2 separate regions of the Mus musculus genome follow, and region 1 is linked to region 2. A link is a loop called in an ENCODE intact Hi-C map of the cell type or tissue named here. Cell type or tissue: heart. All regions are shown on one strand. Links, peaks and the distances in the headings refer to the core of each region. The heading gives the core; the rest is flanking DNA.

Region 1 (15,931 bases), core at 4,998-8,997, 390 kb after region 2:
ATGGGGAGGGGCCAAAAATTTTGCTTCAGGGCAACAGGAAAGATGCCTTGAAGGAATCCCAGGAACCAGGTAGAGATCTACTGCAGGCTCCAGTACAGCCTGTCACACAGGGCTGCCTAAGAAGTGTCTTCCCAGGTTCAGCCATGCAGGCACTTCGAAATCACTAAAGCTATGGGGTCTAAGAGGGCCCAGCTAAGGGTCAGGCTGACGACAGACCCTGACATCACTCACAGGATGCCGGTTCTGTGTGCACGCAGACTGTAGGGGTTACTGGGTCATGGAGGTAATCAAGACAATAGGCTCCAGACACGCCCACAGATCAGAGGGCTAAGAACGGAGGGCACAGAGTGGTATGGGGGTCTGCACATACAGTCAATTATATGTGACAAGACATTAATGCTCTTTAATGGAGTGAGGAAGGATTCTCCCAAGAACAGCGCTGCCACAATCAGTTAACAGCCTGCAGAGAATGACTTTCCACAGGAACCAACCACACAGGAACTCAGACCTCACTCCAAAAGCTGATAATGTGACCCTTCTAGAAAATTCTCACGATTTCTTCATGGTTCTGGGCCATTCACTGACTTGGTGGGCATCTTGAGTCTGGGGCACACAGTGGGCTGCTGCTGTCTGTCCTTGCTTACATACCACGTCCCACAGCTCTCTGCTGCTGGCACTGCACCATCTGAGTGAAGTGTGGAAATGTCCCTTTGTCACTGTCCTTTTGCCTGCCTTACTCAGCCTCTGTCAGGAGTTCTGTGAAACTCGTCCGGTTTGTGCCTCAAGGCTCACTCATGCAGGTTCTAGATTGTTCCCAGAGATGAAGAGCTCTCAGCAATCTCTGGCTGCTCTGTCCAGAGCCGCTTCTCTTCTCATTCACATTTCTTTGGTCACTCTTCTGGAGTGGTCTGTCAGTGACCAACCCCTAGCTTTCTGTTACCTGGGATCATCTTGATATTCTGAAAGATAGCATCATGGAGCGTCAGCATCCTGTGTAGATATAGACCCTTGCCTGCAGACATGCCCCTCCTTCAGCATCGGAAACAGCAGATCCTCGCACAGGTCAAAGGTGGAAGCACTGGAAAGTTCTCAGCACACAACCGGTGTCACCTCGCCAGGGAAAGGGCAAACCCTCAGCGAAAGCTGACACCGGAAGCATCTGCCTGGCATGGAGAGGCCCAGTGAGCAAATGGATGGGGCACTGAGAAGGTAGAGGCCTGAGCTACGCACCAACAAGACATGTGGGAAAACTGTCACACGAATTCCTTGGAAAGAAGTGAGGGCAAGCAAAGTCCTGAGAGTAGGTGGCAGAAGTGGGTCAGCCATCACCTTTGAGTGACAAACAGGGCAGCTGGGACCCTAGTAAGGAGTTAGCTGGAACTGAGCCAGGGCCTCAAAGGGCTGGCACTGAACAAGCAGGCATGAAGGATGCTCCTCCTGACACAGGCCGGTGGGCAAAGAGCAGTCAAGCTCCAGGGGAAACCAGCCTAGGGAAATTCTGTGCCCTGGATGCCATGAGGGGAGAATGAGACCAGATCCCCTGGTCATAGAACTCCAGGTCCCCTGGTACTCCGCTTTGTCTGGGTTATGAGCTGGGGCCTTACGGTAATGAGTAGTAGGCTGGAGTATGATCATGCTGTGAGCCTGGCATGATCTTGGCCATGGAGCTGTAGAATATAAAGACTGGCTCTTCCCTGGCCAGCAGCTTCCTACTGACCTAAGTCGAGTGCCTTGGACTTGACCCACAGTGGTGAGCCCTGAGCAACAGCATGATAGCCCTTAAACAGATACTATAAAGGGATGGAGACATCTGTGAAACACCAGACATTCAGAATGGGGCTGAAAGCAAGAAGGGGGCACCCAAACAGACCAGGGTCCCCCTGGGCAGCAGGGCTGAGGCTAGGCACACTCATGTGCTCTCTTCCAGTTCCAGCACCTTCTTACAACAAGTAGCTCATTGACATCAACATTGGCTGCAGCTGCCAATATAGGCAAGAGGTCACCATTGCACCCTGTGTGGGTCAGGGCAGCGGGAAGAGGCCTGTAGTGATGTGCAGGGGGAAGGTGGGGCAGGACCCAGAGTTCTACAGGATCAGCCCACACCAATGGCCTACCCTCTTTCCTTTCTTGTCCATCCGGGAACCATGGGAATTAGGGTGGATGGTGAATTGGGGGTCCTAACTAGGACAAACTCAGACAGATAGATAATAGGTCTGGGCAGAAGAGCAGAGAGGAAAGAAACCTCCACACTAATGCTGCCTCCTGGATTAGCTCCACTCCCTCTGAGCCATAACCATTTGGCTCTCCTCTCTTGTCTCAATGGCTCCACACTAATGTGTTATTAAGTGCCTTCTTGTTTCCATAACAAACCTTTTCTGTGTGTGTTCAATAGCTGGTATTGAGTGAAATGACTCTCTTTCTATAAGATATTCCCCAGGGCCCGCCTCAGGCCTCTCCTCTCACCTTGTTGGTGATTCTAGATATGAGATCTCAGGGATGTTTCCTCACAGAGTGGGATCCTTGGTGTTGTACAGGCTCACTCACACACAACCAACAACAGTAACACTGCCACCACCAATAAACCATCACGACACACCAGCATCCTTACCAATATCCTAACAAACAACAGCCCCACAATAACATTAACAACACACCCCCATCGATAATAGCACACCACACCACCATCACCACCAATAACACTAGCAATGCTAACACCTCCAGCAACCACAACAGGCCAGTGTTCCCACCAGGACGACTAACACCCACCCTCAATACCAATATCACTAACAACCAGAACATACTGCCATCAATATCACCACCAAAGCAGTGCCAATCCATCAACAACAGAACAATGCTAACTAAAACATCATCAACTCTATCACCCACACGCAACATACCAGCCACTGGGCATACCAAAGGTCCTGCAGATGCCTTGCCATCATGGAAACCTTGGGGATAACTACATCACTGGAGGCAACACTGCCCGTCACTGTGTCCCCCATATGGGAAATGGGTTCCAAACCCTGACAGGTGCCTTAGACCATGGATACACAAGCCCTGTATCCACAGAGATACAGAAATGGCTGACTCTGATAACAGGTGGTTACTAGGCAACCACGGGATGGCACAAGTGTTGTGGACATGGCAGGCAGAGGGTGAGAGGGCACGAGATTGTGCACAATCCCATCATGCCACTAGGCATGGGTCACAATTTAAATTAGGAATCGGCATTTCTGGTGTAATATTTTTTTCGGATGAAAGGCAACTTCAATTGCCACATCCTGCGTGGACTGGTCCTGGAGACCTGACTGAGGTGATGCAGGGATGAAGAGCAGACAGGCACACAGACACATGCACAGAAAAACTGGGATCTGGTGAGTTGCGTGCTCTCTGATAGAGATACAGTATCAAAAGTGTAACAACTGGGAAACTGGATGAGTTTACACCTCTGAATAGAGGAGTTGGGCTTGTTGTATACAGCTGAACAAGGAGGCATGTTTGGTTGATCTCTGAGGGGATTTCTGTAGTGGAGCAGCTCCAGGCTGCCATCATCCCAGAGGAGGAAGCGGTGGTTGGTGGTTCCTGCACACACCATCAACATTCCCATTCAGACAAGAGGAAGGCTTTGCCTCTCCCTGAACATCACCCAGGAAAGCTTGCCATGCCCCTGGATCCAAGACACTGCAGTTCTTGGCAAGACCCTGCCTGTGTCAAACAATCCACATTCTCTCAGGACCTCATTCACTCACCATGCTCAGGTAAGTGAGACCAGAAATGCAGAGCAGAAGACAAATGACAGACAGATCCCTGCTGGACACAGGTACCTCCCTGCCCAGTTCCTGTTCAGTTAGTAGGTCAGCCATGTGACCGAGTTCACATTGGAAGGGGCAGACACAAGGACAAAGGAGTTCCAACCCCAGGAGCAACTACATCTAGAACTGGATTTACCTCCATCGGCCAGTGCCTCCTGTGACCATGCAGCCAGAGCAGGAGGGATGTACAGAGCGGGGGCTCAGTGTGCATAATACAGGGGCTGAGTGTGCCCAGTGCAGGGGCTGAGTGTGCCCAGAGCAGGGGCTGAGTGTGCCCAGAGCAGGGGCTGAGTGTGCACAGAGCAGGGGCTGAGTGTGCACAGAGCAGGGGCTGAGTGTGCACAGAGCAGGACCTGAGTGTGCCAAGTGCAGGGGCTGAGTGTTCATAGAGCAGTGACTGAGTGTGCACGGAGCAGGGGCTGAGCGTGCACAGAGCCAGGGCTGTATGCTTTGCCAAACCAGCCATTATCCTCATCCAAAACCAAGCAGTAGGCATCGTGTTCGCACTATTGTAGCGATGGGTAACAAAGCACTGGTACCATAGTTAATAGCCACAGCGGTGTAGGTGCACAGCGGGTCACATGACATTTTGCCATCAGTCCCCATGCTGGGCAGTAGGAGTGAAGCTGGTCCAGCTGCCTACCTGGTGTGACAGGACTTGGAGCATTTTCCTCAGGACATGGCAGACAATGTCACACTGTCCCTGCTGCCATCACTGACAGGTGCCCTTCGGCCGTGGGCTTTCCTGGCTCTGCCTTCCACAGAGGGGGGTGCACTGAATGAACAGTGGCTGTGAGGCTGAGAGCCAGGGTTGCAACTGTGCCATACATAACAGGGCAGGGTCACAGGGCTAGGCAGCTTTGGGGTCTACGTGGCTGCCTACCCTGAGACTGGCCATCTCCCCCAGAGGCCTGGCCCACTCCTCTAGTGTGGTGGCGGCTGCACGGTGACCTTGTAGTAACCCAAGTGCCATCCGTCAGCAGCCGGCCGCCAGCCTCCGGAACGCCACCGCAGCTCATCTGAATTCAAATTACCCTGGGAGCTACACGCTGGTGCCAGCCATAACTCAGTACGAGGAGGAGCATGGCCGCCCCTAGATTGGACATCACCATACATTCCTGGGGCGTCGGACAGGGCTACTAATGAAAATATCAATCAAAAACTCGGCTGACTTAATGGTCAATTTAAATTAATTAATTGGAGAGGAGAAAAAAAAAAGTTGAGGAGGACAGCGCTGCTGGGCTCTGTCTCCAGTGGTAGTGAGACGCACTGGAACTGGCTAAGCACAGTCCCTAGGCAGGACAGATGCTCCATCCCAAGGAACCCACAAGGCATGTCCAAGGGTCCAGGTGCTAGCATTGCTGGGGAAGGGGTTCAGAGCCAGGACTTCCTGTCTCCGTGGCTCCTGTCCAGTTGTGAGCAGCCTGGATTTTGCAGTTTGCAGGGGTAGCCAGTGGACTCCTGCCAGGCCCCTCCCATCACCAAAGAACAGAAAAGCCCGTGCCCAGCAAGACTGGGGCCAGCTGGCACCATGAGCACTGGACAGTGCCCCTGGCCCCTCCTCCTGATGCCTGGTCAATTCTCTGTACCCTGTCTCTTCATCTAGAATAAGATGCCACATCACTGCCAGGACACTGCTGGCCGAGGGCTTACCAGGTGTTCTGGGTCAGTCCGCAAACGTTCTTCTACATATGAAGGAAGATAAATCTCCAAAAGACTGGCCCAGGGTTGCAAAGACACCAGAGTCTCGGCTGTATGGTATTCCTGAGTATCCCTGTTAGCGCCAAGCAAATCAGAATTTCGGTGAGGAGATGCTTCCACACACCCAGAGCTTCAAAGATAATTAGTGTCCGGACATGACCACCTCAGAGGATCTGAGCAAGTCACCCAGGAAGCCCCCATGGGAGGATCACCCCAGACACACTGGGACATTGTGCACCCTCATTGGTGGAGTCCTCCACGCAGACAGAAAGGTAATGGCACCCATGCATCCTTGCCATCCTGCAGGACAGATGAAATGACGCACCTGCCGGGAAAGATGCTGGAATCTGCACTAGCCCCATTCACATTAGGTGACTCGGGGACTTGACTCAGACACTTGGATCTGAGGGATTCGTGTCACTGGTTACAAAGCAGCATCACCAGCCAGCTACAAAGACAGGCTGGGACAGAGCAAGAATGGCTTTATCTTGGTGGAGAAAGCATAGAAGGACTCAGGACTGTGGGGACAGGAATTCCAGGGTCCAAAAGATAACAGAGCCCAGGACTCTCTGCCACCAACTGTCTCATTGTAGATCCTACCTGGGAAGAAGCCAGCTTTCTGTAAGGTAGGAACAGCATGGGATAGGACAATGCATCACACCAGGGAGCCTGGACTTGAACCTACAGGCTCCCACCCACCTTGAAATGACTCTGACAAACAGTCCCATCTCAGCTTGTGTGCTGTAACACCAGGCAGTGTCTCCTCATCTCTGTGTTCAGAGTTCGGAGCACGCAACAAAGAGTGGGGATTCCACAGGTCAGGGGTTTATACCTGGTGCCACACACAAGGGCTTCCTCCTCCCTGAACTAATGAACAGTCCTTGATGCACTGGTTTCCATGGATATGGGTAGGGGTCTCCTTCCCATCCATAGCGCTACAGGATGCTCTTGTGCTCTCTTCTAGGAAGCCTAGAATGCCTTCAGGGTGACCCTGGGGTCTAGACAAGCTAGGAATAAGGAGCCAGGCCCATGGAGCACAAGATTGGTGGGAACGACATATTTTTCTCTCCACCACAAAGGTCCAGAAAGTCAGATTACCCACTCAGGCTCTTGTTCTGGGGCACCGCAGGCTAGGCCAACTACAGCATGCCAAAGGCACAGGTACTGCCAGGGCTGATCTCTGCTGCCACCTAGTGGCTGCTGAGGGCAGAAGACTGGCCAAAGGAGGCAGAATCACAAGGCCTTAGCCCCCAGCCTAAAGTCAGGGCTGGGGCTAGCCAGGAAGGAGTAGGGAGCTGTGGAGGCCAGGCTGGCCTCTGGGCATGATCATTCCATCTATCTGGGGTCTTTCTGCCCTCAGCATCATGTGTCCCAGTGTTCATCTGCCATGGGTTCAGGTTCACAATGAATGACATACAACAGGGCCAGACTACAAGGCCCAGGCTCTTAGTTTCACAGTGGCATTGGGCTGGGCTATCACAGGAAGGGCCACACCTGTCTTCACTGTGTCCTCAGCCCACTGATGAGGGGTGGCTCATCAGAATGCAAGGATTCCTTTGACTCAAGGACAATCTTGTCACTCAAGGCCCCAAATGCCCTACTGCCCCAAATCCCCTTGACCATGCACTGTGCTCATCGGGCCTCTGCTACATCTGGAACATGCTGATCCAGTGCCCGACACAGCACAACACAGCCTCCTCCACCTTACCAGACCCTCCAGCAAGGGCCCAGCACGTCTCAGGCCTGGGACTCGCTTTAAAAACACTAATGTGGGGCCCTATGAGATGGCTCAGTGGGTAAAGGCATTTGCTGCCAAGCCTGATGACCCGAGTTCAAATACCAGGGACGCATGTGGTAGAAAGAGAGAACCAACTTCTACCGGTTGTCCTCTGACCTCCACACACATACACACATATAGTGTACACACACACACACACACACAGAGAGAGAGAGAGAGAGAGAGAGAGAGAGAGAGAGGGAGCCAGTGATGCTCACTGTATAAACCTGATGGCCTGGGTCCCATCCCTGGAACCCATGCAAAGGTAGGAGGAGAGACTTGGCTCCACAAAGTTGCCCTCTGACCTTTATATTCCTGCACACACGCTTAGTAAAACAAAACAAAACAAAACAAAACAAAACAAAACAAAAACAACAATAAAACCCCCAAACTACAATGTGTGGAAACATACATGTATAGGCTGAGCAAATCGTTTTGCAGATGGATCCAGATGGAAGGAGGTGCCCGGTGCCCAGCGCTGGGGCGGAGTTCTCCAGGGGGTTTGATTTTAGAGTCATTAGTGGGTTTCATTCTAGGGCAAAATGTTTTGGAACTGAGAAAAGTGGTGTCTTCATAGTCTTATGAATATACTATACTAAATGCTATTAAATTGAGCACTTTAAAATGGTTAATTTTACATTATAGAATTTTTAAAGTCTTAAGAAGACAGGTAGTTCACATATATAGCAATGTATAAAATTAATATCCCAGATCAGTGCGTTTCATATGTATTAGCAAAGGGGAGCGCCTGTGAAGTCAGCGTAACAGTCTCAAGATAACATCCGTGCTGGGGGAGATGAGTGTGACCCTTAACCTCAGTCCCACCCCTGACTTCCACGCTCCCTCCTTCTAAGAGGAAATGCCAACAGGTAGCAAGCCCAACTGTGACAGTCGTTCACAAGCAGACACAGCTGATCTTACCAAGGTGAGGGTTCTACTCAGAGGACATCACTGTCAGGCAGACGAGGTAATTAACCATCACATGTGACCCTGCAACTCTACTTCTAGGAACAGACCAAAAAGAATGGAGCAAGGTCTCAAGGAGACACATGCACACCACTGCTTACAGACTCACAATAGCCCGTCGTCAGTGTCCGTCATCAGTGGGTAAGGAAACTGTGTACAGTTTGATACCATATGGCTCTGCTTCAAAAAGAAATGAAAGCTAGGCACTCCCACGACATGTATAAACCCTGAGAAATTATGAAGAATAAAACGGGCCAGTCCTGAGACTGACAAATACATGAGGGACACATAATGGGGAGGGAGAGTGGGGTTCCAACAGCCAGGAACAGAGCCTGGTAATTGTAATGCACACAGTTAATCCCAGAACTCAGGAAGCAGAGACAAGTGGATCTCCCAGTTAGAGGCCAGGCTGGTCTACAGTTCCAGAACATCAGGGCTATACAGAGAAACCTTGTCTCAAGAAGAAAAAGAAAAAAAAAATGTTTAAAATGGCAAATTCTGCCATTACTTTCAATGTCTTTGAAAAGGTTATCAAGGCCCAGCCTGGTCTGTGGCATTGTGTGATGGCAACCCAAGATGTCACATGACCATCTTAGCTGAGAATAAAATCTCTTTGCTGAGAATAAAACCCCAGCTCCACTCACTATTTTAATTAACAAAATCAGGAGAGACTGAAACGCTGTATTTGACGATCTCCCTTCCATAGAGCTCTGTGGTTTAATGATGAGTTGCCAAACTGGAAGAAGGGCATAGGGCCCCCAGGCCAAGCCCATCTCTAACACATTCTGTGCAAGAGACCTCACATTCCTAGGTGGCCTCTTCAGGGTGAGCCAGTGACAACATCAAAGATGTCTGTCTTCTACTGAGTTTAGAGAATTTCTGGTAGTCCCTCCCTCAGCCCTGATCATGACAGTACCATGAGTCTGGGACCCGTGTGATGGGCACAGGTGCAGGCTCCAGCTCCAAGGTGGAGGCCACCCTGTCTTCAGACCACCCCAGATGATGCTGGATTTCACCAGAAACCCTCAACCAAGAGGACTAAGCTGGGGCTGGCAAGATGGCTCAGCGGGTAAGAGCACTGACTGCTCTTCCAAAGGTCCTGAGTTCAAATCCCAACAACCACATAGTGGCTCATAACCACCTGTAACGAGATATAAAGCCCTCTTCTGGTGTCTGAAGACGGCTACAGTGTACTTATGTATAAAAATAAATAAATATTTTTTAAAAAAAGAGAGAGAGAGAAAGAGAGAGAGAACTAAGCTGGAGTGAGTCTCACAGGCCCTGACTGGGCAGCTGTAGGCTCACAGGTCCTAGGACTCTACAGATGGCATGTTCACCCAAAGCCACAGTTCATTCTGCATGTACGCACACACATGTGCTTGGATATGGATGCAGACTGTACCTGAGTATATAAACATCTACATAGTTCCACAGATACACACATAGTATATTGTATACACAGAAACACACGCACACATAGACCCACATGCAAACACACAGGTACATAAAAGTATGCAGGCACACACAAAGTACATACGAATGAGTTTGTGGACCCTACACAGAGAGAGGCAGGCACACACGGCCACCATCTAGGCCCATATTCATGGCTTTGTATGTAGAGCCGTGCAGTGTATAAACATGCATGTTCACAGAAGCACAAGGATGCACATGATACTTGCATGCATGTACATATGTGTTTGAGGGTCTATCTTCCTGCAAACACACACAGCTCTCTATAGACATCATTATTTAAACCAAAGCAAGAAACCTGAAAAGTTCAAGAGAGGATCTAAAAGCTAAAGCCAGATGGTTTGGAAACTGGGAGATGCTCTCCTAAATTATTCCTAAGGCAGAGAGTTAATAAAAGGCGGGTGACAGGCAATTTTACAATTATACTGGAAGAGCAACTGCACGTTCGTGGAGCAGCTTCAGGGAGTTGGCGGAGAATTCACAACCTTAAATGTTTTTATTACTGAGCAAGAGCGACTGAAAATAAATGAACTAAACATTCGACACAAGGAGGGAAAAACAGAACAATAAAGTAAATCCACAGGAGGCAGGAGGGGGGTAAAGATAAAGGCGGATTAATGAATTGGAAACAAGAAAAATGGGAGTGCCTGTCAGTAAATCCAAGAGCTGGTTCCTCTAAATAAATAAATAAAATAAACAAACCTCTGGCCAGTCTAATTCGCAAAGAGAGAGACGCACACAGAAGCCCACAAGGATGTGGAGAGGGAAGTCAGAATGGCAGAGGAGATTGAAAGTGACAGGCTAATACAGTTGACATTCTTGACAAAATTGACAATTTCAAGACAATATAAATTACCAAAATTAACTTAAAAATACATTTTTAAAAAGTGCAAGCCCGCAAATGCGGAACAATGGAAAGAGGTGTATTGTTAGGTTCCAGCTGGTGGGCTTGCGTCCAGACCAACACAACACAGGGGCAGAAATCCACCCCTCAGAGCAACCTCTGCAGGATCTAGTACCCCTAAAGGGGCAAAACCCAGCTAGGGACCAGGGAGAGGCTCTGCAGTGGGCAGTGAATGGCGGATGAACCAGCTCAACATCCCCCTCTAGGGGCAGATTGGTGGCTACTGTGAGGGGTGGGGCTTCTTCCTGGCTGTGCAGAGGGCTGGAGGCTGAGGACCTGAGGACCTGAGGACCTGAGGCCATGGTGGGCACCACCTGCCTGTCTGCAGCCTTGATCCTGGATGATGATGAGAGGGGCAGAGTTTCTCTGTGCAACCAGAATCCTTGTTTAGGTGTTGGAAAGAGAGCAAGGTGTGCTAGTGGTGACAGCAACTCATCACCAGGACCAGCTGAGACTAGCTACCCTCTGACCTCTATCCAAGTCCCCCATTGGACGTGAGTATGAGGCCACAATCCCCCTCCTCCATACCATCCAGATATGCAGGGATAACAAGAGAGGACCAGCCCTCTGACTCGGCTCACAGATTCTGTCTGGTTTCACGTGGAGATTGTGTGTGCCTTGTGCTCTGCTCTAAGAAGGTCTTCTTTTTCTCTGTTCTCAGAAACTATGACATTTTTGCTGAGCTTGATGGTGCATGCCTGAAATTCCAGAATTTTGTAGGAAGAGATTAGATATTCAAGGTCATCCTTGGTTATAAGTTGAGGCCATCCTGGGTTACATGAGACCTTGTTTCAAAAAGAGAGAGGAGGAGGTAGAAGAGGAGGAAGAGAAGAAGAAGAAAAAGAGAAGATAAAGAAGAGGAAGAAAGAAGAGGAGGAGGAAGGAGGAGGAGAAAGAAGAAGAAGGAGAAGGAGGAGGAGGAGGTAGAGAAGAAGAAGAAGAAGAAGAAGAAGAAGAAGAAGAAGAAGAAGAAGAAGAAGAAGAAGAAGACGACGACGACGACGACGACGACGACCTGACCTATAAAAATCACTCAGAGCAGTGTGGGTGATATGGTTGGGCAAGAAAAGATGCCAGCCACCAGGCTGCCAACCTAAGTATGGTACTTAAAAACACATAGTGGGAGGAGAGAACTGACTCTCACAAGTTGTCCTCTAACTTCCATACACTCAAGATGGCTCATGTGCATATGAATGTTCATATACACACATGCACTTGGGTGTTCACACATGTGTGAACATACACAATCCATAGATGCTACATATGCATGTATACACACATACACACACATATACATATGGGTATTTTGTCTGAATGTATGTCCATGCACCATGTGTGAGTCTGGGATTTGCAGAGGGCAGAAGAGAACACTGGATCCCCTGGAACTAGAGTTATAGATGGTGTGAGATGCCATGTAGGTGATGAGAATCAAACCCAAGTCTTCTACAAGAGTAGCAAGTGCTCTTAACTGCTAAACCACTTCCCCAGCCCCATAAATGTAATTTTTAAGTTGTTCTTTAAAAAAAAAATCACCCAGAGCTATGCTTATCTTTTAAAAAAAGATTTAATTTGCTTTGTGAATGTTTCACTTGATGTGTGTATATACACCAAGCACATGGCTGCTAGTCCTGGAACTAAAGTTAGGGAGGCTGTGAACCACCATGTGGGTGCTAGGAGTGCTGGGGACCTCTGTAAGAGCTCTCTTTCCATCCCCCTATATCTCCACACCCCAGCAAAAACCCAAACAAGGCATTCTTTTGTAGCCTAGGCTGGCAGGGAACTCATGGGTCTCCTGCCTCAGTCTGAGTGCTGATATTAACAGGTATACGCTATCATATCCATCTCAGGTCAAGTGTTCTTTGTAATAAGATTTCTAACTACCATTCAGATGAGCTTATGGCCACAGGACTATCTGTGGGTTCTCTTTCTTCTTGAGTCAGTTCCTGGCCTTACTTCTCAAGGATATGTCCATCTCCTCTGAGCTGCCCCTAATATTATCTCCCTTTTTGTGATCTTTTTTGGCACTGTCCCTCCTTCCATTCCTAGAAGTACTTATCATTCTTGAAACCTTGATCACCATGATGGTTAAGTTTTAATGTCAACATGACACCATGTAGAATCACCAATGAAGAGTTTCAAGGAGTTAGATCAGGCTGGCCTGTGAGCACGTCTGTGGGGGACAGTTTTGATCTCAGTTGGTTTGGGAAGACCCAGTCATTATGGATGGCATTATTCCCTAGCTCTGTGTCCTGACTGTGTAGGGGTAGAGAAAGTGAGCTGAGCAGTAGGTAAGGATGCATTAACATCTCTGCTCATGACTGTGGACGTGATGTAACAGCTGTTTCTGATGCCCTGACTTCACTGCTATAATGGAGATCACCTGAAGTTATGAACTAAAATAAACCCTTTCCCCTGTAAATTACCTTTTTCTCGGGGTATTTTATTACAGCAACAGAAATGAAAGCAAGAATAGCCTGCAGGTCTGTTTCACTACGGCTTGGTGAGCAGTTTCTGGCATCTCTGCCCTCATCTTACTATTTCTTATCCCCCTTAAAAAAAGAGTTTATTTGTGGGGAGGGGCTGGGGCTGGAGAGATGACTCAAAAGTTAAGAACACTGGTTGCTCTTCCAGAGGTCCTTGGTTCAATTCCCAGCACCCATGTGGTATCTCACAACCATCTACTGTAATCTGATGCCCTCTTCTAGCATGCAGGTGTATATGCAGACAGAGCACTCAAATAAATCTTTTTTAACAAGAAGGAGGAGAGGAGGAAGAGAAAGTGTATGTCTGAGTACCACTTGTGTCAAGTGCCCACGGAGGCCAGAAGAGGACACTGGAACCTTTGGATCTGGAGTTATAGACAGTTGTGAGCTGACATGTGGATGCTGAAAACCAAACTCAGGACTTTAGAAGTGCAGCCAGTGCTCCTCACCCTTCTTTGCCATCTCGAGCTTTCTCTTCTCAAGATCTATTTGTTCTTTCTCATTAAGCAAATGACTACTGCTAAGCTAAATGTCTCCTGAGTAAAGATCAGGAACTAAGAATAGGTTTTTATTTTTTATTAAAGTTTTTTTCTTTTCTAAAACAGGATCTTACTGTAAAGCCCCCGATGACCTTGAACTCCATGTCTATGACCTGGTGACAAACCTGCCCATCCTGAGAGCTAGAACTACAAGCATGAGCGACTGCCCGGCACATTTTTCATATTTTTGAAAGGTTAAGGAGAAGGAAGGATACTGCTACTCAGGAGGGCACCTATGGAGGGTAAAACCAGAATACTATCTGATGCTTGAAAAAAGCAACTTGCCACTCTCGTTTTCACTTCTCAAACTGGAACCTTAGCTTATTCATGTTCTACTCTTTTTTTCTAGTATAATGACCTATTATAAATGCCCTTCTATATACAACTTCATATATGTCTTATGAATTCTGGTGTGTAGTCTCTCCTCCAGCACCTAGTCCTAGATTTTCTGGGGGTTTGGTGGGTGGTTGTTTTAAATTTTGGGTTTTGGGTTTTTGGGCTTTTTGTTTGTTTGTTTTAGTTTTCTTGTTTTGTTCTTTTGTTTAGTTGGTTGGTTTTGTTTGGTGCTAGGGATGAACCCAGAGCCTCAGACATGCCAGGCAAATGCTCTGAGGCCAAACCATAGCCCTCAGTGGTGGACTCTAGGCCAGGACTCAGTCAGCAAACCACACCTCTAAGCCTCTCACGGGCAGACTCTAAGCCAGTACTTTATTATCAAGCCATGTCATTTGCCTCTTCCTGGCAGATTCCAGGTCAGAATTTATGCCCCAGTCCTTCACTCTACTGCCCAGTCCTGCCCAGGCCCTCATTGGAGGAGTGGAAACAAGAGTTGTCCCCGAGCCTCACTCTGTTAGCTCTAAATGGTTTTTTTAAATTCCTATTTCTTCTTTGACCTAGGAGTGACACAGGTGCATTTCTTGTGAATATTTAGAATTTATTTTATGTGTGTACATGTATACTTTTGTATGCCTCTTATGTGGGTGCCTATAGAGGCCAGAAGAGGGTGTTGGATGCCCAGGAGTCAGAATTACAAGAAGTTGGTAGACACCTGATACGGTGCTGGGATTGAACTGAGATCCTCTGGGAAAGCAGCAAACGGTCTTCACGGCTGAGCCATCTCTCCAGCCCTCTTACCAATTTTACAATGAAGTTTTGTATCTGTTATGGACTTATGGTCAGGCAGTTCTGGGTATGTATCAATTCTTAGGCGTGTGCTGACAGATCCTCTTGGTCACACTCAGACTGCCCGTGCCTCAAACGCTCTGACTTCCTATTGTTAGGAGCATCACCGAGGGATGCACATGAGCCCAGTCTGTCCTCACCACTTACCAGAAGCCCCCCTGGGAGAGGAGATTGGTGATTTTCCTTTTCCCTCTAGTCTGTCCAGTTTTGTCATGGCATACAGCTTCTGAGAACAGCTATATCTGTGGTTTCTTCCTAGTCACAGATTTGAGTCTACTCTTGCGAGTTTAAACCCATTTTAAATATACTATCGTGCCCCCAATCCCGTAATCTCCTCTGAAGTCCAGGTTCCCTTGGGGCAGGCAGCACCTCAAATTTGTCTCTTCCCCAGAGCCTTTACACCACCATCTGTTCTCCCTGAGCAGAGCATGCCTCCTCCGACGCCTCTCACACACACGTCAAGAGCAGTACGCAGTGCCCAGACACCAGCCAGGTAACAGCACAGGGCACATGGATGCCTGAGACCAGGTTTTCTGGTGAGCGTCCAGAGGTGTCTGTGCCTGCCAGGCCTTGGTGAGAGCCACATAATGTTGTGATCCTCAGCTGTATCCATGGACAGGCAAGAGGTCTTGGCCCACGAGAGGATACCCCCTATGAAGATGGCACTCAAAAGGTAGGAGCCAGCCATGCAGCAGAAGCTGGGAGCCTGAGTAGGTAGTCAGGGTCCATAGCAGGCTGGGCAGAGAGAAAGGTGCCAGGGTATGTCTCTGCCCCTCACAGCAGTAAGAACCAACATCTATCCCAACAGGACTCAAGGATAAGCAGGCTTCAGGCCTCCCATCTAGTCTGTCCTTGCAAAACAGTAAGTCTAACAGACTCTAACATACAAACGCCTGAGACGTCCTATAGGTCACAGACAAAAACCCACATAATGCCATTGTTTGGTTCAGAGGAGGGCTAGGAAATGTCGAGGTTGACAAATGGGGGGAAAAGGATTTAGCTTCAAGTATAAAAGGTTCAGAGGCTGGAGAGATGGCTCGGAGGTTAAGAGCTCTTGAAACAGGCCCTGAGTTCAGTTCCTAGCACCCACGTGGTAG
Region 2 (15,931 bases), core at 5,704-9,703:
GTATCCCATGTCATGCTTTTATGCAATATTACATAAAGATTGTAAATGCTGACTGATGCTTGTATAGAGCTTTTACAACCAGAAGCAGGGGTACAACATGTGGATCTTCAGAAAATGAAACATGGAAAAGGGTGTTTTACTTCACCAGTGTAGGTTGCAATAGTCACAAGCATTCACAAACAAGGAATTGATTCGAGGAGGCCATGTCTTTCCATGTCCCACTTCTGTGTGTCTTGAAAGTCCCTGTAACAAAACCACAATCAGAAAATACAGGAAGCAGGCAATTCCTGCCAAGTTAAATTCACTGGAATCTTTCCGCTTGTGTGCATCAACTGCTATCAGTTTAAACATTGTCCGCTGCCATCTTGGCACCTGAGTGACCTAGCAGAAAAGCAGAATAAGCTGTGGAAGACGACTTCAGTTGGGCACGGAGTCATTTCTGTTGGCTGTTTCACCGTTCAGCCTGTCTCCTAGTTAGAAAAGGGAGGATACTGTACATTTATATTTTGGAGTTACGGGGACCGCTGAAGCCTATGAGCCAGGAGTGATAGCTCTTGCCTGGAGCCAAAGCACTTGAAAAGCTGAAGCAGGAGGATTGCCAGGACTTTGGAGTGATCTGAGCTGCATAGCAAGTCTCAGGTCAGCTTGGGCTACAAAATGAGACATTTTATTAAGCCGAATGAAACAAAAACCAAGGCTGAGGATGTAGCTCAATCAGTAAAGTACTTGCTGTGCAATCAGGCAGACCCATGTAAATAGCCAGGAATGTAGCCAGGCACGGCAGAATACACGTGCAATCCCAGGGAAGCAGAGCCAGGAGGATGCCTAGGCCGAGAGCGCACTAATGCAGGCTCATGAGCGACCCTGTCTCAGAAACAAACAAGCAGGCATGAGCAGGTGGACATCTCCTAAGAAACAGCATTCAAGGTCAATTTCTGACCTTCACATACATGACCACAGACACACAGGCACACATGCATACAAAAACGTTTGTTACACATTTCTACAGGGAGTGTAAGCTCCGTGTGAGTCAACATTAGAGACATAGTAACTCCTGAACTGTCCACCATCTCTGCAGTTTTCCATTTATAACCAAACCCCACACCATTCCGGCTGAATTCCTTAAGTATGGCTGTGTAGAATTCCGTTGTCTCCAGCGGTGTGAGTGGAGAGTGTCGCTGACAGAGCCTCCAGCTTTCTTCTGTCAGTCCCTGGAAAGCACCTCTGGACTCTGTTTCCCCGTGTGTCCTTGACATGAATAACAGGAATGAAGAACTAGTGAACATTTGAGTTCTCATTGTGTGTCAAGTACTGTGCTGGATTCTTAAGGACATGGTCTCAGTCAGCTCTCCAAGTGTGCCTGAGTGAAATATGTTACTATTACGGGATGTATATTTTTGCAGGAGTGGAGGACAAGCAAGTGTGTGATATGGGCAGTAGTGAGAGCACCCTAGGAGGAGACAAGAGTCAGAGTGGGACACTCAGACGTTTTTCACACAGAGATGACCTTAAGAAATGGAGGGCTGAAGATAGTATAGATACTTACGTATGACATATTTACAATAAGACACAAGTATTATAAACATTTATGAGGCTGAGAGAAAAGGGCACTGTAGAGGCTGCGTTTGAATACTGACTCACTATACCATGTGACCTTGGGTATGCCTCTTTTTCTTTGCTTTAGTTTCATCACATACAAAGTCTTAAATTGTCCCTATGTGAATAAGGTTGATACCATGAGGATTCATATATGTGTAAAAGGCTCCCTCACATTGGGTTGGCACATAAAAAAGACCGGATCTTATGTTTAAATTTTTTAATGTGCCTAAAATTTTAATATATTTATAATGCAGAAGTAAAAAAACTATAAATATTGTTACATATACTATATTTGATAAATGTAAGACCATCTTTCTCAATCACACATTTCGCGATTAGTCCCTGGGGAAAGATTATTATATTTAGGAGAACATGCAAAGGGCCTGGGGCAGGTGATGCTCAGAGTACTGAAGACATGAGTAAAGCCATCAAGGAAAATGGCAGGAGAGGAAGTTGAGGGTAGCAGGGGTTGGGGTCAGCCACAGAGGGATTTCAAGTCCTTGTAAAAGATGCAGCTGAGCTGGAGAGTGACTTCATGTGACTTTCCTTTAAGGTTGTTGTTGTTGTTGCTGCTGCTGCTGTTCTCTAGAGAAAATCTTGAAGAAAGAAGGGTAGAAGTCACAAAGCTGTTGAAATCCAGGTGGCTTAGACTTCCCGTGGTGGTTGCGAAAGCACTGTGTTCTGTCTTTCCTGTCCCATGCCACAGGTTGGAAACTGGGTCTCAGGTAAAGCTGCAGTCCAAAGTCACATAGCTACTACACTGTACAAGTGAAATTAGAACACTAGTCTGATTCCTGGACTATAGGGCATCCCTAGCAGGAAAAGGGTGGCAAGTTTGGGACAAGGATTGGGGAAAGAGACTTGACCTAGACCTCCACCCTCTGCCCTTTGGGGACATCAGAGGAAGTCTCTCCCGGGATGAGAAGGCTGCATCCCACACTTGGTCCCCGCTTATACTTCAGGGTCTTCAGGCTTAGGAAGTTTTTGCACAGTACTGGCCTCCCTCTCTCCCTTCAGTTTGTTAACCACACATGTAATATATGGTCAATACTCTTTAGAAGCCGCCACCTCGCCGGGCGTGGTGGCGCACGCCTTTAATCCCAGCACTTGGGAGGCAGAGGCAGGCGGATTTCTGAGTTCGAGGCCAGCCTGGTCTACAAAGTGAGTTCCAGGACAGCCAGGGCTACACAGAGAAACCCTGTCTCGAAAAAATAAATAAATAAATAAATAAATGGCAGACTCTGAATTGGTCAGTCTAAATTCTTTAAAAAAAAAAAAAGAAAAAAAAAGAAGCCGCCACCTCAGCCTGGCAGTGGTGGTTCATGTGTTTAACCCTAGCACTTTAGAAGGAGGAGGAGGAAGAGGAGAAGGAGGAGCCCATTTCAGCAAGGTCTTTAAAAGTACTAGTGATGATTCTGGCCAAGATGGAGTAACTCCCTTCTACTGTACTCTGCTGGCTAGTTACAACCAAACACTAGTTTTAACTAGCCAGTTGTCTTAGTTAGGGTTTCTATCCTGCACAAAACACCCCGACCAAGAAGCAAGTTGGGGAGGAAAGGGTTTATTCAGCTTACACTTCCACATTGCTGTTTATCATCAAAGGAAGTCAGGACTGGAACTCAAGCAGGTCAGGAAGCAGGAGGTGATGCAGAGGCCATGGAGAGATGTTACTTACTGGCTTGCTTCCCCTGGTTTGCTCAGCTTGGTTTCTTATAGAACCCAAGACTACCAACCCAGGGATGGCACCACCCACAAGGGGCCCTCCCCGCTTGATCACCAATTGAGAAAATGCCTTACAGGGGGATCTCATGGAGGCACTTCCTCAGCTGAGATTCCTTTCTCTGTGATAACTCCAGCCTGTGTGAAGTTGACACAAAAACCAGCCAGTACACCAGTTATAACTAAAAGGTAGGAAGCAACTATCAGGAGACTAAAGAGTAAGGAAAAAGTGGCTCAGGACCTGAAGACTCAGCACAGCTCAACAAGGGATGACCTGCTTGTTTCCCCCATCTTGTACAGTCTAGTCTGGACACAAGGAAAAACTGTAATTCACAGGCAGGGAGGGAGGGAGGGAGGGAGGGAGGGAGGGAGGGAGGGAGGGAGGGAGGGAGGAACAAAGGGAGGCAAGGATGAAGAGAGGCAGGGAGGGGTGTCTTTAAAGAAGAAACCCTTTCTATGCTATATATCCTGGTCCAGATTAACCCTCTAAAGGATACTGCATCCTCTCCACTGGATGCTTTCACTGTGGTTAGGATGGTGGAGCCCTGGCAAGAAGCCCACCTGATGATGGATGGACAGCAGAGGGCACCTTTCCTCTGCACAAACCACTGGGAGAATTCCCTAAAGGAGAGGGCAGAGGAAATGGTCTAACCGGGGTATTAGGTCACAGGTTATGGACTTATGTTAGAACAGCCATATATCAAACTAGGATGCATGTTCCAAACCTAAATGGGAACCAGAGATATAGCATAATACCTAAAATGTTCAAGATATAATTCAGAGTTGCTCACCCTGTGAAGATCCAGGAAAATCTCTACCTGAATGAGAAACACCAGTACCAAAATGACTCTGTTGTTGGAGCAACTGACAAGAATGTTAAAGCTGCTCTCATAATTGCCTTAAACATCAGTGTGGACATCTGTGAAATAAATGGAAAATAGAACTTATGAAGAGAACAAAATGAGGCTGGGCATAGTGACCCACCCCTTTAATCCCAGCATTTGAGAGGCAGAGGCAGTGGCAGGGGGATATCTGTGAGTTCAACACCAGCCTGGGATACAGAGCAAGTTCTAGGACAGCCAGAGCTATATAATGAGATCCTGTCTCAAAAACAAAACAACAACAGAAAATCGATCAGTGCCTTATTCAGTCGTCACCAGAGAGGCTTTCTTTCTCTTGCAGCAGACAGTAACAGGTGCAGACACCCACAGCCAGGCATTACGTGCACGAGCGCACACACACACACACACACACACACACACACACACACACACACACATGGGTGCAGGGGGGAGGAGGAGTGCTCTCAATGAGATATCTCCATCAAATCCCTCCAGTTACAGCTCAGGAAACCCACGAGCCAGAGGGGATGGAGGACGTAAGGATAACAAGGCCCACAGAGACTGAGCCAGCAAGCACAGGGCCAGCACAGGTCTGCACCATGGCCTCTGCATTTGTATTAGAACTGTTAGCTGAGTGTTTTTATGAGAGTCCTAGTGTGTGGATGAGTGGGTCTCGGATTCTTGTGCCTGCTCTCAGAGTTCTTTTTCTTCTGTTGAGTTGCCTGGTCCAGCCTCGATGTGATTTTTTTCTTTTATCTGGTTATGTTTTATTTTGTTATGTCTGGTTGTCATCTCTCAGACGCCTGATCTTTTCTAATAAGAGACAGAGAGGGAGTGGATCTGGATGAAAGAGGATGGGGAAGAAGTGGGAGAAGTAAAGGGAGGGGAAGTAATAAACAGGATATATTGTATGAGAATGTAAAAGAAAGAAAGAAGAAAAAGAAAAGGAAGGGATGAACACATCAGGACAGGAAAACTCAGGACCATGGAAAACTGTGCCCTACCGAGCAGACTCAGCAACGGTGGGAAGAACCAATGAGCAAAACTAGTAAACGCAGTCCCGACTGAGCGGCAGAGAGAGCTGCGATTGAATAGAGCCTTGCGGATTGTGGAATAATGATCACAGGTCTAAAATATGTCGAGGCCCAGTGGAAAGGAAAAAGAATGTAAAGCCAGAAAAAAATGGAGGATGTAATGAATGTAAAACCTCTGCAGATTTTGTAAAAGACATAAACTTGCAGATTCAAGAAGCTTGGCTAAACCTCTAAAACATCCATCTCCACGTGCATCACAACCAACGTCCGGAATTAGAGAGCAGGAAGTCGGAGGCGCATCTGGGAGACCGCAGGAGAGAAGGAGGGCGTTGGCAGTGATGACTGATGTCAGGGAAACAGACTCCAGCAAACGGTGGCACGTGCCTCGGCTCTGAGAGCATGCCACCAGAATCCTACGTACACCAAAGTGTCCGTGAGGATGCTCTTAGGTCAGAGGAGATCAGGAAACCCAAGGACACTTGAGTTAAAGGATATTTAACCAGGCACGGTAGTACATGCCTTTAATCCCAGAGTCTTGTTGTGTAGCTTAGGCTGGCCTGGAACTCACTGTGTAGCCTAGGCTGCCTTGTGGAGACCCGCCCACCCCTGCTTCCCCATTGCTATGTCCCAGCTTCGTTCACATCTGCTGCTCTCCAATTTAAAACTAACAGTTGAAAGCAAAGATTTAAACACTGCTGTGCCTTTCACTGTATATGGAAATAATATTAAAGACAACTCAACATTATTTGATGTTCCTTCTAAAATAGTAAAATATTCATACTAGGAGATACTAATAAGGAATAAAACTATAGAAAGCTATAGTGAAAACACTATAGATAAAGCAAAATAAAATATGAGAAGTTCAGGCAACCCACAGGTAGATAGGAAATGGGAAAAAAAGAGACAAAAGATGAAAAGAAAATAATAAAATAGCAGGCATGCTTTCTTCTGCTATTAATAGTTACAAGGTACATTATATAGTCTAATCAGGGGCTAGAGGAGGATTGTGGAAACGGACTTTAGTTGTTATAATGCAGACTGTGGGGAGCATCTCAAGCATAGCGCTCTCGATAGAGTAAGACGTAGAAGACAGGCCATCCAAGCATGCATTAACAAAAGCGTGCATGGCTCAGATAAGGTGGGTGTTAGAGTAGACTGTTACTAGGGGTAAGAGACCTCTCACAGAGGGGGAAGAGAGACAACCATCGGAAGATCACCAAACGATACCACTTCTAAACACATGGGACGCAGATAACAGAACCCAAGAAAGAACTAGGTGGATTGATGTTTTTCCACAGCCCTCTCCATACTTCATATAACTGGACAGAAAGTCAGCAAGGACCTGGAAAGACTGCCGCAGCGACGGACCCTCCTGACATTTGCAGACTGTTGTGTGAGGTGACAGTGGAGCAGGTGTCTCTTCTCAGGCACACATGGGACATTGCGCAATTTAGGGAGCAGGGCCCCAAAGGGGTCTGCTGAGGCAGCTGACTGCTCCTAGAGAGGAGCTTGCGGTGACTATGGAAGATTACTTTCCAAACATGACCAACTAGATGTCTCTCATATCTGCCATGCTCAGAAACTTCCAGTTAGGGCTGCATCTCTCCTGCTGAGCCTCTTCCAGAGCCTGGCTGTGTATGGAATCAGGGTCTCCACTTCTCTATCACCAAACACCCCTGAAGCTCACCCTCACCCTCGTTGGGACGGTCAGAGTACTGCTGGTCTGTCAGTGGTCACACCTTATTTTTGTAGGACTTGCTCATTGCCATTCCTGCATCTGTTCACATGGGGCTGTTCTTGCCAGCCTGTTGGTCTCTGTGTGCGCATCTTGGGAGCAAAGTGTGCAATCATCTGCCTTCTTTGAGGTGCCGGGGAACAGCAGGAATTTTATTCCACACTTTCCCAATCTCTAGGCTTGTAATAAGCCTGGAACGGTGTCTGGCCATATGATGGAGGTTCCGTAAATATTTGTGGGTTGAAAGTGTGTCCTAAAACATGCTCAGTGGGGGATTTTGAATTGATGAAGCCAGGTTGACTCTCGTGTTAAATGCCAGTCTTCTGGGAACGTTGCGTTATTAGGATGAGTGGAGGGTACTTTCTGCTTGCTTTTGTCCAGATTCCTCTAGCCCTAAGTACAGCCACTCTATTCCCTTCCTCAGACAGGCAAGAGTTACAGAAGGAGGTGCCATGCCACGTGTGGCCAGCAGGTGTCAGAAGAGAAGCATTGCTTATAGGAGGAGGAAGTTGATGCGGACTGAGTGAATAACTCTGGGGACAGAAAGAAACTTCTACACGTCAACACCCAGGCGCTCTGTCACGATGTTCAAAGCAATGGAGTAAAAAACACATTCCCACACTCTCCCCCAAACTCACACTTTTCAGGTTCTTCACACCCTTTCTGTTGAGGCTTCTAGTTTGGCAGTCCTGTACATCATTAGTCTCTTCTTGCTGTCTTCTATCCACTCCAGGAGTTCCCAGTTTCAGATATTGTTTTTGTTTTTGAAGATTCCAGCAGTTACGAACCTCCATCTTTTTCATCCCTTTGGTCCACGAGTTTCACAGTCTTCTTTTTATGATTGAGTGCTGCTGTTAACCACATGGTGGCTCATAACCATCTGTAGTGGGATCTGACGCCCTCTTTTGGTGCGTCAGAAGTCAGCTACAGTGTACTTATGTATAATAATAAATGAATTTTTGGGCTGGAGCGAGCAGGGACAACCAGAGCGAGCAGAGGTCCTAAAAATTCAATTCTCAACAACCACATGAAGGCTCACGACCATCTGTACAGCTATCCGAGGTTCTGTTTAAGGCCCTGTTTTCAATTCTCTGGGTTATAAACTTAGTGGAATTTCTGGGTCATATGTCTGTCGGTTTATCTCATGTTCCTGCATCCCCCATAATTTGGGATGCGTCTTAATGAATCTAACTTTACTCTTTAGCATCTCCCCTGTCCTCTGGAAGCAAATCGCTGACTCGGGCTCTGCTTCAGAGAACTCCCAACCCAGGGTGATGCTGGGGGCAGCTACATCTCAGACACAGGCCTGAGTGAGGTCTGATTGTCCTGTGGAATTTAGGCATTGGTGTCTATTTAATATGCCACCCTTCTCCTGTTTCCTAGTCTGTAATAAGACTTGTTAAAAGCCAAGGGACTTATGCAGAGGGGAAGGGTCCCATCAGAACCCTTTCCAAAGGAAGGGAACATCCAAGTGTTCTCACATCCAGCAGTACTTTTTCCTTAGTAATCTGCCTTCAGGTGGGTCACTAGGCTCTTGCAGTCTCACAGTCTTTCTCTGTCAGAGGGACTAGCTACCTCACTCACAGAAAGCGAAAGGAAGGCTGGTAAGAGGAGAGGGGCTGCAGCCATGGCTTGGGGGTTAAGAGCTCTTGCTTGCTCTTCCAGAGTTTGGTTCCCAGCACCTATATCAGATGGCCCCCAACTTCAGCAGGGAACCACACTTGTGTGAATGAACCCTCCCCACCCTCTGAGAACATATAGAGAGAATTACAAATAATAATTAAAAACCTGAAAAAGAAAGAGAGAAGATCTCGGGGGAGCTTACCAGACCAGAGGAGGAGCAGGCACAGCGTCCCTCCCTGCTCCTCCTGTCTCCCCTCAGACTAAGCTTCCCACCCTGTTCCTCCCGTCTCACCTCAGATTAACCATCCAAGATATCTTCACTCTCTTTTCACACAAAATTATCTATAACTTACTGCTAAGGGACATTGATAAGTAGTCACACTAAGAAACAAGATCAAGTCACAGAATGCATTGATCTTAGGGGCTTCTTATGCTGGGCGTGGCTGTACTGCCCTTGATGGACAACTCTATACTTGCCCCATCTCAGCTTCTAGCAGGCAGCATCCCGTACTTCTCAGACATCTCTGCATTCATGGACTAGAGCTGAAGACACACCTGTTTCTCCATCAGGCTTAGAGCAGGAACCCAGAAACCAAGTTATCAAGGCAGGAGACAAAGTTCAAGGGGCAGGGGCCAGCCTTGACCAAGCACATGCCCAGTGAGATATGCCCGGTGCTGCCCAGAGGCCTCTTTGTCCCCTACTAACCAAGATGGCTCAGAGTCACCAGCTACCAGACAGTCAAAGTGACTTTAAAGGATTTTCTGTCTCTAAAGTGGTAGCTTTCTCAGGTCCCCTGTGGTCCATGTTTAATCCTATTGAAAAGAGACATACTTTGATGGCTGGCTCCAAGGTCATCTCCTGCACTTTCTAGAATGGTGCATTTCATGAGACTCTACACAGCTCATTGGTGCTCTTGCTGGACCTCTGGGGTCTAAGGACATAGCCTCAGGTTTTACAGGTTCCAGACCATTTTAAACATGTATTTGCCTTTTACTGGAAACTTCAAAATTAAAGTAGGAGCCTATTTGTAATTATGTATGCGCTATGAAAAGTTGAGGCATATCACAGGCTCTGTAAGCTTTTCAGTTCAGTGGAGCAGAGATGTAAGAACACAGAGCCTAGCCAGGCAGTGGTGGCGCACGCCTTTAATCCCAGCACTCTGGAGGCAGAGGCAGGTGGATTTCTGAGTTCGAGGCCAGCCTGGTCTACAGAGTGAGTTCCAGGGCAGCCAGGGCTACACAGAGAAACCCTGTCTCAAAAAACAAAAAAACAAAAGGAAACAAAACAAAAAAAGAACACAGAGCCTTTGTTGACAACAGGCAGCACAGGCATGTCTGGCTGACTCCCGTGAACCTGGTGAAGCCATCCCTCGTGTGTTCACACAGCAAAAGCAACTAAGCCAGATCCTGGAGTTCATAATATGTCATAAGCAACAAAAATGAGCCTTCAGCAAATGCTCTCATTAAAGGGATTTCAAAAAACAAATGTTAGGAATTGTAGTTATTAGAGTTCATTGTCTGGTTAGTAAAGGTAAGTGGCTTGGTTGGACCTTCAGCATCTGGCCTGTGTGAGCCGGGGTGTGCCTCCCCAAGTTCATATCCTCCAGGCGTGCTGAGTCTTATCAGTATCCATTCCTTTGCATATCGCCTTCTGTCCTGTCTTTCCACGTGTGCTCCAGGCCTGAGTATATTCACCTGCGGCTCCTCCGTGCCTCTCACACTCTTCTAGTTTGGCAATCCAGTCCCTTCGCTAGCCTTGTCTAGTCCCTTCACTAGCCTTGTCCAGTCCCTTTACTAGCCTTGTCCAGTCCCTTCACTAGCCTTGTCCAGTCCCTTCACTAGCCTTGTCCAGTCCCTTCACTAGTCTCATCCAGTCCCTTCACTAGTCTCTTCTCACCATCTTCTTTTGAATCCATTCAATGAACTCCTTGTCTTAGATACAGACTGCCCAGTTCTGGTGTGTGTTCCCGTGTATCTTAAAGATTCCAATAGTTAAAATTTCCCCATTTTCATCTGTTTCCCTATCTTCTTTGAATAGTTTGGTTATAATTCTTTAAGTTCCTTTCTGAGTTCCCTGTGAATCTCTTTTCATTGTCTGGTTGTCTTTGAGGTTTTAGTAATTTGATTTTTTTTTTCAAAGCATGCCTCACGACTCACAACCTGACACACTTCAAAGTTTCCTATAGTTGAGTTTAAGGAGCTGAACTCGGTGTGCAGAGCTGCTCAAAGTGATGCCTGAGCGGATTCGAGTTGGGAAAAGAGAGGTTTGAAAGCAAGGGAAGTGAGGCTAGCTAGAGCGTGAGAAGAGCCAGCCATAGCCAAAGAGTGGCTATGGGACAAACACAGGGAGGCCTCTCCTCCCGTGGTTGCAGAGCAATGTGACATCACATTAGCCCCACCTCTTCAACAACTCCAGCAGCCCAGTGACTCTTGCTGTCACAAATGTTGGCAGCAGGGCAAAATAGGCAGATCACTCATCGCTTTTATTCCTCCGTGGCTCCTTGACTTCCAAGTTGGAAAACCCATTTTCTTTACCAGGAAAATGGTTGCCACGCCAGGATTTACCCAGGTGTTACCTGCTGAGAGCACACGGAGCAGATGCTGGCGTCTCCTGTGAGCCAGGCTTATCCTCATAATCCAAAGGACTTCCTGTTGTCACATCATCTCCTTTGTTTTTATAAGCACAGAACAGAGGTAGAGGACAATGCTCACTGTTAGGTAGCAGGGCTGAGAGCTGGACCTAGGGTGCTGTTCAAACTTCCCAGCCTAAAGCACAGCTTCTCCCTCAGTGAGCACCAGGGGAACTGCAGGACTCTGTTTCCTCCTCAAAACCCGTCCCATCATGCTCTGAGCTCGGCCCACCTCTGCTCTCTGCCTCCCAGCTTGCTGTATTCATGCAATAGTTTTCAAACCACATTATCATTCTTGTAAATCGATTACTGAATAATGGTCACGGTGAACTGAAAGACTTTAATATTAATCAATAAAAGGTAGAGGATGCAAATACGTAATCAGTATTTGTAAAGGGTTGTGATATTTAAGTTCCATTTTCTCCTTGCATTCAAATCAGAAAATCTGATGCTGATTCTGACTTACAAGTTAGAAGGCTGTCGTGGGGCTGGAGAGATGGCTCAGTGGTTAAGAGCACTGGCTGCTCTTCCAGAGGTCCTGAGTTCAAATCCCAGCAACCACATGGTGGCTCACAACCCTCCGTAATGGGATCCGCTGCCCTGTTCTGGTGTGTCTGAAGATAGCTACAGTGTACTCATATAAATATATAATAGATAGGTAAATGAAAAAAGAAGGCTTGTAGTGGTTGCTATATAATGTTGAAAATACTGAGTGCCTGTGTCTTTCTCAGAAGTGGGGTGAGGCACACCTGTGTGGAAATGTGTTTGCATCTGGGAGCACCCAGAGATCACTATGGTGACAGTGTGGTTGGCAAAGTCAGGCTCTGTGAGGCATGCATCCCTCATGGTACTTCCTCCCCACGGGGCAGTGGGCTCCTGGAAGCTAGAGGCATGTAGAGTCAGGCTGTATGTCCTGTTATAGAACACTGGCAAAAACTCCCCACTCAGCCACAAGTAGCATGCTAAGTGACATCAGAGACTTTCAACTTGAGGGAATCTGACAGCCCAGAAAACAAAATAAACCTGGGTTCCAGGTGTCAGAACGAGGCTTCCTGTTTTATGAATTATAAAATTTACCCTAAAGGCAATTTTCATGTCAGCTTTTCATAACTTGATAACCTATCATAGGAGAAAAGATAGTTAACGTTCTACCTACTGCCAAGTACTACAGACGTCGGGAGATTAGCGTTACTCCACAAACTGACACCGGGTCTCAGCCTTCAGTTGAAGAATCCATCTTACCCGCCTGTTATCAGCATGCCACCTGGGATGTCTCCACTCACTCTCACAGCATGGAAATAAAGAACAGGTAAAAATTAAAAGCTAAAGCACAGAAGAAATGTCTGCATTTCCATCTCTGCAGCACCAGCCACTCCTGGCGGTTCGTTTGTGAAATGGGCCAGTTGCAAGGCATTGCTCACTGGATGTTTGCATTTCACTGAGTAATTTGGTCAAGTTGATTTTTGTAAGAAGTGACACATGGAGCCTACACTCGAGTAGATCATTGCTGCCAACCCTAGTGAGCCAGATAAAAAGATATTTGGGCCTCGGGGCCTTTCCAGGGATGAGGTTGTCAGAGGTCCTTTCAGTCGCTGGCTTTTGAAGATGCTGAGCTGTGACAGTCACTGCCGGGTCAGTCGGCCTCAGGAAGCCTGACTACCCTCCTTTACAGTTCCACTGGTGGAGCCCAGGGCTGGCCTCTGTGACCAGCCTGAAGTTCTGTCTGTCCCCATGGCATGGCAAGAGGGGAGGAGGACGAAGAGGAGGAAATGACAGAAGGAGAGTGGTATGGGGTGTGGGAAGAAGGTGTGGGCATGTGCGTAGAGGAGGGAGGGAGGAATGGTTTCTGGGATTACAGTGTCTGAGAAACTTGGTAGCTTGACTTATCTCTCAGGGATCCTTCTGGCCACCGGGGCCTATGGTCCACTTCTCTGCACTGAGAAGTGGTAAGGGCCTGGGTTGTTTGTTTGTTTGTTTGTGTTTGTTTGTTTTGTTGAGACAAAGTCTTTCTGTGTAGCCTGTCCTGGAACTCACAATATCGACTAGGCTAGACTTGAATTCATAGAGATCTGCCTACCTCTGCCTCCGGGATTCTACCATGTCTGGATTTTAACTGAGGCCTTGTCTTGAGAAGACTCATAAGTGACAGACACTTAGTGATCCAGCGTGGTGACAGGCTCTTTCCTATGCCTGGAAAACTTGGGCAGGAGCTGTCAGACTGACAGGTCTTTTCAATGGCAGTTAGACTGTCCTCAACCGAGCCGAGCTGCTTTAGACACTGAAGTCACTGTGCCCATCCTCCCCATCCCCCACTCCCACTCCCACCCCCAGCAACTACGGAAGACCACAGGATCCAGGACACACCTTCCTATGCTGCCTTCTGGTGTTGGAGCATTAGGTGTCTCCGGAATGGCTTCTCTTGCTTACTTTTACTGTCATCATTGGTAGACTGGGATAAGATGGGGTGGTGGCACTTGAAGGTGGCACTAATAAAGATGGCAGCTGTCAGTTGGCACCTGGTGTCACCAACATAATGACAATAAACAGTAGCAATTAAATGGCAGGTAGAGAGTTCCAGAGAGCGGATGGAAAAAAAACAGAAGTCAGAGACAGGAGAGACAATAAGAGATGACCGTCCAGAGGGAAGAGAGCAGAAGGCTGTGGAGAGCTAGGAAGAGAAACTAGAGGCCCTGCTGGATAGAAGGGCCCAGCCTCGAGGCCAAGTTTCTCAGACACTCCAGTTCCAAAACTTCTAATGTCAGCCGCTGTCGAGCGTGGAAGGTCCTAATAGTCTAGGCCTAAGAATTGTAATATTAGACCCTCAGGCATTTTAACAATAGAGAGTGTAGGTCTGAGGGTTCCAGAACCGGAGACCCACTGCCAACTACCACCTCCTGCTGGTTACAGTAACTGCCAAGTTGAAGTGGGAATAAGTGTGTAGATTGTGGTTAAAGCCCAAAGCAGTAAGCCTCTACCTTGAGCATATAGAGCCTAGACCAGAGCAAAGGCCCCTAGCTCTCCAGACTCAGGACTGTAAGCCTCAGGATGTGACAGCCCAGTCTCTAGGTGCTAGGCACTGAGCACCGGAGACTGCTAACACCAAAGTGCTTCTCTTTCCTGGCATGGTTTCCGTTTAGGTGGAACCAACGACCTTACCCAGTTGGCTAGAGCACCAGCTGGGGAGGGTGCAATGGGCTGAACTATACAGACCTTGTGTTGATTCCTTTCATTTTTGGACACACTTTCATTTTTTGTTTTGCAGTAATGAGGATTGGACCCAAGACCTCACACATGTTTGTGTTTTACCCTAGTCCCAAACACATATTCCTTTTTAATGTGAGAGTATACCATGTGAGAATGCTTCAATACAAGTTTTCAAGCTCCTTCCCCAGCACCTTGCCTGCCTGCATGCTGCCATGCTTCTCACCATGACAATAATGGACTAAACCTCTGAAACTGAAACTGTAAGCCAGCCCCAATGAAATGTTTTCCTTTATAAGGGTTGCTATGGTCATGGCATCTCTTCAAAGCAATCAAACCCAGACTAAGACAAGGGGCCTGAATATCCTTTCCCGAACATCTCACACATAATTAAAAAGAAAATAAGCCTTGTTTATAAAAAGGTCCCTGGATTTTTCTCTGCCTTCTTTTCCTTAACCTTGATGTGAGATGTCTTAGTTAGGGCTTCATCAATGTGAAGAGACACCATGACCACAGCAACTCTTACAAAGGAAAACACGTATTGGGGCTGGCTCACAGTTTCAGAGGTTTAGTCTATCATCCTTGTGGTGGGAGGCATGGCAGCATGCAGGCAGACATAGTGCTGGAGACGGAGCTGAGAGTTCTACATCTTCATCCAAAGGCAGCTTGAGCATAGGAGACCTCAAAACCCTCCCCGACACGGGCACACTTCCAACAAGGCCACACCTCCTAATAGTGCAACTCCCGTGGGCCAATGAGTCCATGGGAGCCAAACCTATTCAAACCACCACAGGAGGTAACAACAGAGCCTGCAGTATGTGGTGGAGGCAAAGATCATCCCTGGCATACAGTCCACATGATTTTATAGTCAAATACCTTAAAGAGGGCTGTCCTGGTATACTGTGTTTATGTCTCTATCTCTGCTCGGTGATTTTTTTAAAAATCCTTTTATTACGAAAAATATATATTCACACAGAACTGTAATGCTGTGTAATGAGTTGCAGTCTTTCATTTTGTTCTCCCACCTCCTCCTTTATTCCTGGAGAATGTTAAAACAAATTCCAGGTTAGAAACCATTTTCCACTCAGTACATTAATATTCACCTCTTTTTTTTTTTTTACATTTGTGTGTGTGTGTGTGTGTGTGTGTGTGTGTGTGTGTGTGTGTGTGTGTGTTAGGGTTTTGTTGCTGTGAACAGACACCATGACCAAGGCAACTCTTATAAAGGCAACATTTAACTGAGTCTGGCTTACAGGCTCAGAGGTTCAGTCCTTTATCATCAAGGAGGGAGGAGCACAGCAGCTTTCAAACAGACAGGGTGCTGGAGAAGGAGCTGAGAGTTCTGCATCTCGATACAACTGCAGCCAGGAGAGACTGTCTCACAGGCAGCTAAGAGGAGGGTCTTCAAAGCCCACCCCCACCGTGACACACTTCCTCCAACAAGGTCACACCTACTCCAACAAGGACACATCTCCTAAAAGTGCCAATTCTTGAGGCAAACATATTCAAACTATCACAGTGTGTGTGTGTGTGTGTGTGTGTGTGTGT

Evidence for each region. A loop is a pair of places that touch in the nucleus more often than their neighbours do. Peaks named below come from ENCODE experiments on the same cell type or tissue, not always from the same donor. Only the 100,000 strongest peaks of a DNase experiment are listed, where the experiment ranks them.
Region 1: it touches region 2 in a loop (2.9-fold over the local background); 1 of 42 quality-filtered maps calls a loop at or near these places.

The regions. Positions count from the first base shown.
Region 1 is chr5:33,582,988-33,598,918 of GRCm38, forward strand. No RefSeq gene overlaps it. Among named protein-coding and RNA genes, the nearest start is that of Fam53a, 39 kb to the right of the region's middle. In heart, for the core only: no CTCF peak of the experiment used is centred there; a DNase peak (open chromatin) is centred at 6,654; H3K27me3 peaks cover 541 bases.
Region 2 is chr5:33,196,366-33,212,296 of GRCm38, forward strand. No RefSeq gene overlaps it. Among named protein-coding and RNA genes, the nearest start is that of Spon2, 14 kb to the right of the region's middle. In heart, for the core only: a CTCF peak has its summit at 7,396 (motif pointing right); a DNase peak (open chromatin) is centred at 7,386; H3K4me3 peaks cover 386 bases; H3K27ac peaks cover 314 bases.